Linked DNA regions of Mus musculus: region 1 is linked to region 2. The links are chromatin contacts, found by Hi-C or POLR2A ChIA-PET in ENCODE. All regions are on one chromosome and are shown on one strand. The core of a region is the stretch at or near the end of the contact, and the rest is flanking DNA. Distances in the headings are between cores, read along the strand shown.

Region 1 (7,102 bases), core at 3,397-5,896, 120 kb after region 2:
CCCTGTGTCCTTTCCTTCCTCCCTTCCTTCTTTTTTTAAGATTGACTTTGTTTGTTTTATGTAGATGAGTACACTGTAGCTGTACTGATGGTTGTGAGGCATTATGTGATTGCTGGGAATGAAGGTTGCTCCCACTGGTTGGCCCTGCTCACTCTGGCCTAAAGATTTACTTATTATTATTTCTAAGTACACTGTAGCTGTCTTCAGACGCACCAGAAGAGGGCATCAGATCTCATTACAGATGGTTGTGAGCCACCATGTGGTTGCTGGGATTTGAACTCAGGATCTCTGGAAGAGCATCTTTCTAGCCCACTTCCTTCCTTCACTTCACTTCACTTCACTTCACTTCACTTCACTTCACTTCACTTCTTCCCTATGGGGACTAAAATTTTGTACCTACTGGGCATAGTAGCTCAGTTGCAAAACCCTTGCCTGGGAAGTGTGAAGTCCTGAACTTAGTCAGTCCCCATTTTTCAGCTGCCTTCCATTTTTCAGGCAGTGCTCTAGGCACCTAAGATACCAGAGCAAACATTTCACAGCTTGTGGTTTTTAGGCAGTAGGTGTGTAGCTCAGTTGTGTGTGCTTAGCACACTCAAAGCCCTATCTTCAATCCCCAGCACCAAAAAAAACAAAACAAACAAAAAACAAAAAACCTTAACACAACCCACAGCACAACATGGTGACATGATGGAGGTTGTTTATTGAAAGCGTTCTCCTTCAGTGGCCTTTCTTCCACTCGTTTAACACTCCCTGTGACTTATGTAATAGACAGGGGTGGAGTGTGGACAGAGGAACAGCGGGGAAGGCCCTGGAAGACTGTCCCCACTCAAGGGTGTGCCGGAGATCAGGACTACTGAGTGCAGGGCTTTCAAGACACTGGAGAGAAGCCGAAAGGAAAAGTAGTTTTGTGTGTTTTACTCTGAGTAGCCCTGAATGGCCTGGAACTGGCTGCATGTACCATGCTAGCTTGGAACTTGCTGTGTAGACGCAGCTGTCTTTGAATTTAAAACAATGCTCCTGCCCCCACCCTCACCCCCTTCCCTGCCCGTTCTGAAATCACAAGTGTGGACCACACACTGCACCCGACCTTTTTACAGATTTTGTTTGTTTGTGGCACTAGATCAGACCCCGAGCCTCTTACACTTGATCTTAGCCAAAAGGCTGAGAAGCGATCGAGCCTCTTACAAGTTAGACAGGCATTCCATGGCTGAGCTATAGTTCTCGCCTAGGAAGGGGAGACGTAAACATGTTGTTCATACCCCTATATCCAGTATCTAGAACTGTTACAGAGCAATCAGGCTAGGTGATTCTTGGCCTCTTATCCAAAGAGTTCCAGGACAGCCAGGGCTATACAGAGAAACCCTGTCTCGAAAAACAAAAAAACAAACAAACAAACAAAAAAGAATCAATCTTTTTTACAAAGCTTTAGGTGGAGGGCTGTGACAGTGCTGCACAGTGGTTGAGTCCTTGCCTAGCTCTGTGAGGTCTATAGTTTTTCCTAGCATCTTCCCCTCTCCCCAAAGCTGTAGCTGATAGGCATGGCGGCACATGCTAGCTTTTGAGAGGCAGAAGGATTAGGAGTTCAAAGTCACTATCAGCCACCTAGTGACTTGAGTCGCTGATTTAAAAATCCAGGAAAAGGAGGCAGGGAGGGTGAGTTAGATCTGTCTCCACAACAGGTAGTAGAGCCAGGAAGTTGTTATTTTCTCAGAAAACAATGACAAACTTAGCAAGTTCTCGCTTACAGCAGCCCCTCTTTTCCTGGGGGTCCAGTAGGCTGAAACCCAGCCCAGACGCCTCTCACACACGCCGTATGTACTTCCATTGCAGCTGGATTGGCAAACTCTTTGGGCTGAGTCCATTTGAGCCCTGGACGACGAAGGACAAGGTGGAGCGGGTAAGTCTTGGCATAGCAAGCCTCTCACCAGGCAGAGCGCTGTGGAGGAGGAGAAGTCAGATCAGTTTGGCTGGCTTGGATAGTTGCGGGGCTTCTATGTGTGGTGAAGTCCTCCTGGCTGAGGCTAGCCCTTCTGTTCTGCTTTTGGCTCACACATACTCATACTGTTTCACCGTCTTAGTATAGTCTCCCTGTGAGGTCATCCTTGTCAGCATTCAAACATGCATAATAGCCCCCACGCCCTTTCCTTTCTGAAGGCCACACTCTCCTTCCCAGGTCCCTCTGGCCATTTTGCTATTTGTTGTGTTCCCTTACAACTTATTCTGGGTTCTGTTGTTGTTTTAAGACAGGGTCTCTAGGCCAGGCTGGCTACAAACCCACTCTATAGGCGAGGTGCCTTGGATTCCTAGCCTGTCTGCCTCTGCTTCTAAGTGCTGGGACTGCAGGTGTATGCTACCATGCCTGGTTTTCCCTTCAGAAGCTGATCCCAGGAGATTCTTGCGTCATTCTTTGTTTAATCCATTTCAATCTCATTGTATCCTCCTCTGTCCTGAAACTGTGCTTTCCAAGGCCACCCATGACCCCACGCTGCCACCTCTCAGACAGTTTTCTGATCTCACCTCGCTCCTGCTGTGAGCAGCATTTGTTGAGGGGCCACATTTCTTCCTTTTGAAATGGTGTCTTAGCACCTTTGCCTGGCCCAGGCTTTGTTCTCTGCCTTTCCCTTCTCACACTGAGCTGTGCTGGAGGCCCTGTTCCTGCTGCCCTCTCCTCCTGGTTGCTGTCTGTCCTGACGGGGTCACAGCCTCAGCCGTTCTCACTTCTGTTTATAAATTACATTCATCCCAGTTGCCAGCTGCTACTGCTGGAGGCCGTGCTGCCATCGCACCCATATTGAATTGTTTTATGTGGAACTACGCAGACATAGTAACGTTGTAAATGGAACTACAAGCTGATTTTTTTTTCTTTAGATCTTACCAGGTGCTTTCTGCTTTATTTTGAGATGGGGTCTCGCTGTGTTCACTGTGCAGCCCAGGCTGACTGGGAACGTATGCTGACCTTTACTCCGCCTCTCCCATGCAGGGACCAGAGACCTGTGCTGTTTCTTGCTGTTGCAAGCTTGTGTTCTGTCCTTGAACTCTCGCCTCAGTGACGGCCCTTTCTGTGCTGTCCGTGTTAAGACATGGAGTGATCCCCTGCAGTTTTGGTTCCTAAGCCATCATTGCCCCACCCTGCAGTGCTCAGGGTGCTCTGCGTCTGTCCCAGCACATTGCCAGGAGCCGTGTGCGATGGGAAGGACTTGATATATGGCTACCATGACTGCAGACATCAGATTTGAGCTATATGTAATTTTGGTTCACTGAAAGTGAGATTTGAATTATGCTTGACTAAATGGCTTCTGTGTTAGATGATCAAGGGACAGCAGCCCTCAGCAGATGCCAGGTCGGGTCACTCCTCATTCCTGCCTTCCTGTTCATCATTAGGAACATGCTTCTAGTAATATTGGAACTTTGCTACATACTAAAGGCAGAGCGCATAACTATCTCTCCTCTGCCTGCTGTTACCCAGGCAACAGTCCTCTTTCCTCTCTCAGTGAGCCTCTTGCTGCCAATCTTGTCTGCCTGCAGTATGCCGAGTCTAAAGCCCTGGCTCTTCCTTCTCAAGTCTTGTCTGACTCATTGATTATCTGCTTCCTGCATACTCAAATCTCACTGGGAAGATGCCAAGTAAGCACATGACAGCATCTCAGCCTGAGAACTGTAGATTTTCTTTCTGTTGGTGAGATGCAGCCAAACCATCCCCTAAGAGCCGAAGCATAGCAAAGAATTGCTACCAGTCCCAGGGAACAGCATCCCTCTGATAGACTGCCTTAAAAGCAGACACATCTCCATGGTGTCCTTTCCGTGGCCGTGAGCCCCGTTGTCGGACACTTGCTCTTACCTTGGCAACTGAGAAAGTATGAATATAATAGACAGACAGGCTCTGGGTTTGGCTTGCAGAATGCCCTAGAGCAGGCAGTAAACACACTGGGGTCCTCTCTGCGTTGCTCTTTGTGGAGGTCACAGGATGGGACCTGCTTGAGGTCCATGCACAGAGGAATCTGCTTTGGTGCTTTGTGATGCACGGGGCTGCCTTGTTCATCCTTCCTTAAACAAGACTGGTTTGGCTTCAGGCTTTGTGGTGAGCATAGTTGAGTATAATTGGAGCAAAAAAGGCTAATGGGTCTAGGCATGATGTTATAACTGCAGTCCCAACACTTGGGAGGCTGAGACAGAAGCAGTACTACAAGTTTGAGGTCAGCCTGGGCTACATAGTGGGTTCCTAGGAGTTCCAGTGTGAGACACTGTGTCAGAATCCCTAAACCAGACCAAAAAGTTAAAACTGAAATAGCTATAGCCCAGCGATCCAGCATAAGAAAATGGGGGTGCAGAGGTCTCCTACCTTAGCTCTTATCTGAATCTCTAGGTGGAGAGATAGCTCCTGCCACGTTCACTAGGCTCAGCTCTGCGCACATGTGCCTGTGGGGCTGCTCTTTCAGGGTCTCTGTCCTGTGGTTCTGGGGTATGGGAGACCTGCCTCAGGCCTTTGATGATGATTTCTTATTTGTTCTGCTTTTGTGAGTTCCAGAATCAAAGATTGTTGTGGGGTCTCTGACGACCCTTGCCTCAGTGATGAGCCTCAGGCCAGCTTGGGGGTCTGAGGGGTGGCACTCTGTCTCAGCATTCTCTGTGTCTCTTTGTCACAGATACATATCTCAGACGTGATGCCGACCGACCTGCCTGGCCTGGAAGATCTTGGTGTTCAGCCCACACCACTGGAGCTCAAGTCCATTGAGGTGCTACGGCGGCATCGTACCTACCGATGGCTGTCTTCTGAGATCGAGGAAACCAAGCCTGCCAAGACAGTCAACTATTAGTGTCACCCAGGTCACCTGTGTGCAGTAAAAGAGTCACTCTATTAAATATCCGAGGATTCGGTCTATTGCAAGTGTCTTTCTTGACTGATCAGAGAGGAACTCACAGCCATTCAGAACTGAGGCTTGTTTTCTATTAAATAACTATATATAATATCGACACACACAACTGTTCTCTGAAATGTTAGAGGGTTTGGAATTCTTATACCAAGGCCCTATCCTCAAAGTGGAAATATTGCTATGATCTCAGGCTGCATGGTTATCTAGAAGCATTTGGTATAAATGAGCACATAGACACCTACAGCTGATCTGAATTCACTCACACTTGAAGTGCTTTAGACTTGATTGTAAGGGTGGCCTGTTGTCATGTGGTGGAACCCATGGTGTGTCATCTCATGGTAGAGAGAGGAAGAGAGGAGAAGGGAGCAGGGAATGCAACCTCGTTTTTTCTTTTATGGAGTGCTGGGCATCGAACCCAGGGCCTTGTACATTTAAGGCAAGCTTCTTAAATATGAGCCACACCCTTCCCCTCAACCTCTTTTGTGACAACAGTGGTCACTCATGATGACAGAAGATGTGGTCACCTAAACCAAGCCAGGGCTTCTACCACACTGGCAGTGAGTATCCATGGGAACTTTGGAGCAAACCAGTAGCTGCTGTTTCTAAAAGGGAGGGAGGGAGGGAAGGAGCGAGGGAGGAAGAGGGAGAAGGAGGGAGGGAAAGAGAGGGAGGGAGGGAGGGACTCCAGGTTTTTGAGTAATAACAGACTAAGAAGTCGAATGACTTTCCGTACATAGCTGATCTGAATCTCACTGTAAAACCTGTGGTTTGTTTCAGGAAACCATGAAGGATGAATGGACAAAGCCTGTCAGGTTTACATCCTAGAAGGTTATGGAGTGCACGGGAGGTGTAGTGGAGCACAAAGTGTATTTGAGGAACCCTTCCCCGAGAAGGAAGAGGTCCAAGAGAGTGAGAGTTGTGGGTTAGGAAGGTGGGGAGCATTTAAGAGAAACAAGTCCAGGCATAGTAAGTGAAGGCTTTTACCTAGAAAGATGCTGCAAGGAAGGAAAGGGGACCCTTTGGGAAAGGAGAGAGGGCAGAGAGAAGACTAGACTGGACACCACTAAAGCAGATGGTTGGGGAGATGCGAGGACGTTTTCAAGTGTGTGAAGCCACCTGGGTTGTGTGCAGGGCTGTCCATGTTTATTCAGAGGACAAATAGATCTGCTCCTGTGTAGCAGGGGAGTGTTTGTATGCATCTGGCAGTACCTTCCCCGCCATCAGAAGCCGGGGGTGGGGGGTGGGGGGCTTCTGTGCCCTTAGAGGATGACACTTATAAGATGGCTCCCAGGTCCTGCTACCTTGTAAAACTGGCAGGAGGCAGGGAAGAGAATTCTGTCTTCTCAAAGGGAGTTTGTAATTGCTGATCTTCTAAAGGGGATCTGGGAGGTTATTAGAGTTGGCTTAGGCTGAGGGGAATTCCAAGGCTTATGGCCATCTTGATTGGGGGAGGGGAAACATTAAGTCCATCAATGTGACCGGCACCGGTGGTGGCAGAGAAAATGGATTGCCAGCCATCTGGTCCTGGGAAGAGCAGGAGGGACAAAATCTAGTGTGCAGAGGGAAGAAAAGCACGTCAAAGCAAACCCCTCAGAGATACAGAGTATGATTTCATTCATTCATTTATGGATAGGGTCGTGTGTATCCCAGGCTGGCCTTGGACTCACTGAGTACTTAACTCAATGACCTTGGGTTTAGGATCCTTGAGGCTTCTGCCTCCTGAGTGCTGGGATTACAGGTGTGTGCCACCACATGCACTGTATGGTTCTGGCTATCAATCCCTGGGCTTTGTGCATGCCAGGCAGGCAAGCACTCTACCCACTGAGGTACATCCCACCCCGTTGATTTTATTTTATTTTTTATCACTCCACCTTCTTTTAAAACCTCTATATGGAATGTAAGGTACATTGGAGCAAGGTCTGCCAGTTGGTTTGGTTGAAAGTCCATGCCTGGAACCTGTTGAACAAATGTATGAGAACCGTCAAGATTCTTCCCGCGTATTGAAATGGCTCAAGGAGGGCAGGGTGTGGTGGCACACACCTTTAATCCCAGCACTTGGGAGGTAGAGGCAGGCAGATTTCTGAGTTCGAGGCCAGCCTGGTCTACAGAGTGAGTTCCAGGATAGCCAGGGCTACACAGAGAAACCCTGTCTCAAACAAACAAAATGGCTCAAGGAAGCAAATAAAAATGGAGTAGCATTGCTTTGGGGCACATCAAGAGGAGCCAAGAAA
Region 2 (6,562 bases), core at 1,515-4,014:
ACCTTTCTCGGTTTTTCTTCATATTCTTCAGCAGGGTTTCTGTAGGATGAGCCAAAGAACCATGAGTCAAACGGCCACAGGACACCTCTAAAACACAGCCCATCCCTCAGAGACTGTACCCCACCCCACCCCGCCCCCATGCGATGCTGAACCAACGACTCCAGTCTTCATTTTCCTTCCATTTTATTAGAGAGGATGTCTCACTGTGCATCTTGGGGTGACTTAGGACTACGTATCCTAGGATGATGTCAGACATTTGATTCTCCTGTCTCAGCACACCCCACCCTAAGTGCTGATATTAAAGGTGTGCACCACCACAACCAGTCTATTATAGTGTTTCCTGCTTATTCCTGCACATTCATCTTCGTGACAAAAACCAAATGCTGCTTCTTCCTTTTTTTTTAAAATGAAAAGTTATTTTAAAGTTAATTTCAGAGCAAACAATATGCTCAAGAAGTACTTTTACTCCTAGGGAAGAATAACAAGTAGTTAATACAAGGGAAGGTACAGAGTGGGGGGGGGGCAAGAGGAAATGCTGGAGGAGGGACGGGTTGGGGGTCTGTAAGTGTACAGCTAGCTTACGGAACTCATACAAGTGGCCAAACACAACGGAGACCCAGTGGTAGCTTGAAGATGTTTGATGTTGAAGGTCAGGAGATGTATCAGAAAAAGGATATGGGAACACAAGAAAGATCTCCAAGTAGGAAGCACGGGCACAGAACAGACCACACAGGATGCTGCCCAAGGCACACTGAACACTACTCAGAGAAAAGAAAATGCAGTAAAGACAGTAGGAGTCGAGGTCCCTTAAAGAGCTAGCCATCAGTCTATGTATACACACATATATGTACATATATATGTATGCATTTATATATATATATATATATATATATATATATATATATATATATATGAACTCCCAGGACAGTAGAGATTGTTGTCATTGTTCTTGGTCGTCCATAAAAACTAGATGATAAACTCTGTTGTTAAAGACACTGCACAGCTCAATTGATGATATAAAAAAGCCAAGCTGGAACTCTGCTGGAAGCTTCCTCTTTGCTGGCTATCTTTTATGGTCCTTGAAGATACTAAGGAGGCTGCTATAAGAGAAATTTCATTACTGGTCCAACCCAGCTGTGGACTCTATGAACTCTACTAACCTGCCAGGCAAGACATGCTCATCTGGGCACTAGGGTACCATTATGAGGGTATCCAATTTGCTCTGACTGGATTTGAGGTCAGCTCTATAGGAGCATACCCCTGCCTGGCACTATGATTCCTGTTGGAAACCCATAGCAGGGAAGATGATGGGCCCTGGGGGGGAACATAAATACTGTTGTTCAGTTAAATGGACACTGTCAAACCACCATGTCTATACCCACGACAAGTGCTACTCCCAGACTTAATCAGAGAATTGTCTCTTTCCAGTGAACTATAATGAATGTACAGACTCCAGGTGCCACAAGGTGAGAACATGTGATGGATGGGGACTCGGCCCTAAACAAGGCATTTATACCACCTCTGTGAAGGTTCAAGGAACACTGCAGAATAGGAAGTGGAAAAATAGAGGAACCAGATCATAGAGAGGAAGACAAAATGCCACCTTCTGACAAGACGCTGCCATTACAGCAGTAAACTCACTGCAGTGTCAGAGGTCTGCATAAGATTAGCCTCAGCAGCAGCAGAGGGAAGAGAGAAGACGACTCAGAATGACCCATGTGTCATTAAGGAACTGTTTTCTATGGGCAGATTCAGGAAAAGGGAAGTTATTTTTCAGTTGTGTGCCCACGGGTGCCCCCACCAGGCTCCAATGAGTAGTCGCAATTCAATAGTCTGGTCTAATTAAGATATAGGGTCACAAAAACAAACAAAACCAAACCAAAACAAAAAAAACCCAACGACATGAATCTAGAAAGGGGACTGGTGGAAATGCAGAGATTAGAGGGATGGGCAAGTTAGTAGGGACAGGTGCGACATAAGGTGAGACAGTAATTAGAATACATTGTAACATGAAACAGAACAAAACCAATAAAAACACACGTTTTCATGTTACTCTTTGTTCCTGTGGTCTGTTGCTCTCAGGATACAATTCATCGTAATCCAGTTTACGTCTCCGAATTCTCTGGGTGTGCCTACACCCTGTCAGAGCAACATGCAAAACGACAAGCCTAGTTGACCACAAACACTGAACTGGCAATGGCAAGCTGCACTCCAGCACTTTAGATGGCCCTTAGAAGACTCCTTCTGTTCTTTAAGTCTGTACCAGATACCGTCATTGGGTCCTCCACACTGAAGGGGCTTCTTCGCTGTGGGCTCGAACTCACCTCTCTCATCAGACACCAAAGCACACTTGGAGCTGTCAACGCAGAACTGCCCAAATAAGTCAGCTGACTTCTTGCTTTTTTTTTTTTAACCTCCAATAGATCCACTTTGGCAGATTCGGAACTCATGTTTCTCTTTCCTCAAGCGCCAAGGAAAACGCCTATCCAAGACCCCCTTTGTTCCAGTTATTTTTAAGTTAGTCATTCTAAATATTGGAGGCGTGTCGCTATTTTTATATTGTATTTTAGACTCGGTACCAAATCGCAATTGTGACGAAAGTGCAGTATCAAAACAAAAGCTAAGTCTGAGCAGACAGGATCCAGGATGGCGTGCCCGGGCCACGGTGTGTGTGCGCAGGCGCCCTCTCTTCAGCACGCAGGCGCCGCCTCAGGCAGGCGAGCGGTGATTGGCGGGCTGGCGCAGCGGGGCGTGGAGCGCGACGTCTGGTTTTCGGCGGGAATTGAAACCGCCACAGCTGCTCCCCAGCTCCAGAGCACTGCTGCTCTAGGCAGGGCACCATGGTGCGTCCTATCAGGTGAGTGGTTGGTGACGTCCCGCGGGGCAGAGAGGAAGGACGGGGACGATGGGGGCCACTGTCATGCATGGTTGCGGGAGAGGACGAGATCCGACAGAGGGCAGCGCGATTGGGTGGGTGCTCGTCGCCAGTCTCCGGTGAGAGCCACCCGCTGCTCAGAGGAGCCCGCCTGGCATCTCGCTTGCCGCCCCTCGGCCTCCTTCTGCAGCTGTCGCCCCTGAGTCACCCCACTCCAGAGGGACCTGGTAGGCTAGCATTTGAGTCGCGCTTAACGCGACAGCGAGCGACCGCGTTAAGTGGCTGTCATACGTTGAGCGATACAGAAAAAGCAGGTGTGCCTATTCCCTCAAATCCCTAGGCAGAGAGGCCCATTTAACTTCCAGCTCAAGCCGTGGTGCCCTGTCACATGACCCCCAGTTCCTATCTGCTTTCCTTTAGACTGTTGGAATCTCTCTGTGATCACAACCGGGATGCCAGGCTGGCCATCCATTTAGTAGAATGACTGAATATAGCTGAGACTATGGCCCAGTGGTCCAGTGATTGCCTAGCAGATGAGAGGCCCCCAGCTTCAAACCCCAGTCCTGCAAAACCAAACAACAATAAACTTAGTGAATTCTCCTAGGCCTGTATTGTACTAAGAGCTGGAGGCTACACTCTATTGGAAGAGGGGTGGGGAGAGATAAGGGGGAGTAACAAAATAAACACCACAATGTAACATAGGAGGAAGGAGAAAAGCCTTACTTTAAATCATATGAACGCGTTACCTAGGTAAAATGTAAGGGGCATTCACATGAAATAGGAGCCAAAGCCCAAGGTTCACCATGTTTGAGAAGCAGATTGAAGGTGTGGGATGAACAAGCATGTGGATGGATTGAGGACTGAGTCAGATAGATTACAAAGCAGTTGTAATCTATCTAAATCTATCTAAAGCAGCTTGTAGGTCTTAGGAGTTTGAATTTTATTTGAGACAAATGGGAAATCTGTAGTTTCAGTGGTGGAGGGCCTGAGATATTCTCATTTCACTTTTATAAAGGCCACCGGCTGTTGGTTGGCTCTGAGGGGGACTGGAGTGGCCAGAGCGAAAGCAGGGGGGAGGGGGGAATTGAGATGCTATCAGTTGTGTGTGACTTTGGCACTGTGTGTGTGTGTGTGTGTGTGGTGTGGAGATGGAGCAAGTAAGTTTAGGGTTTTTTTTGTTTTGTTTTAAGATTTATTTATATGAGTACACTGTAGCTGTTCCCAGATACACCAGAAGGGGGCATCAGATGGTTGTGAGCCACCATGTGGTTGCTGGGAATTGAACTCAGGACCTTTAGAAGAGTGGTCAGTGCTCTTAACCACTGAGCCATCTCTCCAGCTCAAGTTTAGGTACTTCTGACAAGTGGTTATAGAGGAGAGAAAACAAAGAATCAAGGTTGACTGTCTCTATGGACTGAGCTACGTCTCTGTATTGACTGAGATGGGCCCCTTTGAGATAATGAGGTTTAGAAGACAGGACTAGATTTCTCTTGCTTCCATGGTGAAATTGGAAGGGGACAGGCATGCAGATATTGAAGACATACTGCTGTTATTTGGGATAGTAGTAGTCACAGTGTTATCCACAGTCCCCTGAATCCTCAGAAGCCCCATGAGATCATGACTGTGGTCTGGTTTTTGTTGTTATTTTGTGTGGTGGGGGGGGGTTGTTTTGTAAATTATTGTGTGAATAAAAGGGGTGAGAATGGTGGTAGACATACATTGTCTTGATTCAGCAGATAACTGTGGGGTCCTTTCTCTTCTTTCCACCTTTCATGGATCCTAGGAGTCACAGGAGGTTGTCAGGGTTGCACAGCGGGTGACTTTGGCCACTGCATCTCACTAGCTCATTACTTGTGTTACAGTAAAGCCAAACCAGTTGTTGTCTTCACTCTTCTGTCATTTACACTGAATGGGGATTGGCACAAACTGAGGCTGTGGTGGTTGTAGTCCTTGCAGTTTCTATTGCCGCATACTCAAATATTTGTTAAAAACAGAAGCCCTTGTGGGCTGGCTCAATAGTTAAAAGAGTGCCTGGTGTTCTTCCAGAAGACTCAAGTTCCATTCCTAACCACGTCAGACAGTTTATAGCTCTTGCAGCTCCTTCCAGCTCCAGGGGGCCCCCAGTTTCCTCCCCTAGCCTTTGCAGATACTGTACTTGTGTGCACATACCCAAGTTTTTAAAGTTCTTTTTAAAAGTAATGGTTTCCTGCGTATCTCACCCTAGTGAGCCTCTAAAATACAATATGTAATTTGTGTTTAATGAATCGATAAGAGTCCATGTCTGTTACAACTCAACCTGAGATATACTTGTCTTTTTAGTAGGCTTTTGGCTTTGTTTACTAATTTTTCAATCCCACAACTTCTTAAGATGCTTTCATATTTTATGTAGCTGTCAAATTCTTAAACTCTGGCGAGTTGGAGAGTAACAAGAACACCTTCCCATTTAAACTGCTCTCTCAGGGAAACACAGGTCTGGACCATGATCTGGACAGTAGACAAGCCTCTTTCACAGAACTCCCATTTTTGCTTGAAAGAAAGGGCTTGTAAGCTTGGGGGCACATAATAGATGACAGAAGGGAAGGAGGGACAGCTTTACGTTGCTCTCCCAGAGGAAGGAGAGTAACCTTTGTACACTGAGCATCCTTTTCTTCTGCCCACTTAGTTCCTACAAAGATGTAGGGACAGACTATTATTGTAAAGTGTACATTCCATTAAGAAAGCATTATTTGGTATTGTAGAGGGATTTTTAAAGTTTTTTTGTTTGGTTTTGGTCTTAGGTGTCAGTGTCTGTTTGGGTATGTGCAATGTCTGAGGAAGCCTGAAGGTTTTTAATCCTCCTGGAGCTGGAGTTACAGGGGATTGTGGGCTGCCTGGCATGGGTGCTGGGAACCGGATTCAGGTCCTCTGAAAGAACAGTGCATACTCTTAACCAGTGAGTCATAGCTCTGCTCTGATAGAATTTTTGAAATATGGTTAAAACTTGACCCGGGCATGGTGGCGCACGCCTTTAATCCCAGCACTTGGGAGGCAGAGGCAGGCGGATTTCTGAGTTTGAGGCCAGCCTGGTCTACAAAGTGAGTTCAAGGACAGCCAGGGCTATACAGAGAAACCCTGCCTCGAAAAAAAAAAAAAAAAAAAAAAAAAAACTGAACAGGTACTTTCTAATGTAAGCAAAGAACAGCACACAGTTTATAAATACCCAGTCACCACTGAACAGAATACAAAGTTTAATTGCTAATATTTGTTTTCTTCTTGCTTTGGGGGTTTCCTGAATTAATTTCTCTTCCCATTATGTGTATTAGGTATGGGTTTGGCTTTTCAGTTAATGCCAAGTTCTTGGCTTTGGATTGAAGTACTTTAGAGAGACTCCAAACACATTTTCCTTTTTTCAAGATTATTAATAACTTTAAGGTGAAGGTAAAAAAATTACTATTTTCAGTAATGAAAAATTTCTGTCTTATTCATAGAAATAGAAAACCAATAAATTATTCACAGTTTGAAGATTCTGGCAATGACTCTGATGGTAAGTAGAGCTTTTTACTTTTCTTTAATAAACTGAGAAATTTATTTCCTCAGAGTTAGATATGGAAAAAATGAAACCCTGGAAACTTAGGTTTAAGCTTTGTTGTACTGGTTATATGTTTGATTTGTTGGTAGAACTTTGATCCATGTTTGAGAAACATTGCA

What was found. Hi-C counts contacts between places; a loop is a spot of excess contacts on that map. ChIA-PET counts read pairs that join two places held with the same protein, here RNA polymerase II (POLR2A).
Region 1: a loop to region 2 is called in a map of mouse trophoblast stem cell, with 2.3 times the contacts of the local background. The contact joins the promoter of 1700018A23Rik here to the promoter of Rad51ap1 in region 2. A Hi-C loop is called at or near these places in 4 of 37 maps with a recorded cell type or tissue (CH12.LX, CH12F3 and mouse trophoblast stem cell). POLR2A ChIA-PET finds 5 or more read pairs at or near these places in 2 of 5 experiments (both embryonic stem cell).

The regions. Positions count from the first base shown.
Region 1 is chr6:126,819,731-126,826,832 of GRCm38, reverse strand. It overlaps 1700018A23Rik (a long non-coding RNA gene), which reads right to left and starts at 4,646. Exons shown (of 2, transcript XR_378049.4): 1 at 4,340-4,646; 2 at 1,655-1,936. It overlaps Ndufa9 (NADH:ubiquinone oxidoreductase subunit A9), which reads left to right. Exons shown (of 11, transcript NM_025358.3): 10 at 1,831-1,897; 11 at 4,644-4,970. The coding sequence ends at 4,814.
Region 2 is chr6:126,935,789-126,942,350 of GRCm38, reverse strand. Rad51ap1 (RAD51 associated protein 1) reads left to right here and starts at 2,764. Exons shown (of 9, transcript NM_009013.4): 1 at 2,764-2,857; 2 at 6,343-6,398. The coding sequence starts at 2,841. It overlaps D6Wsu163e (DNA segment, Chr 6, Wayne State University 163, expressed), which reads right to left and starts at 2,385. Exons shown (of 14, transcript NM_138594.3): 1 at 2,325-2,385; 2 at 1-39. The coding sequence starts at 22.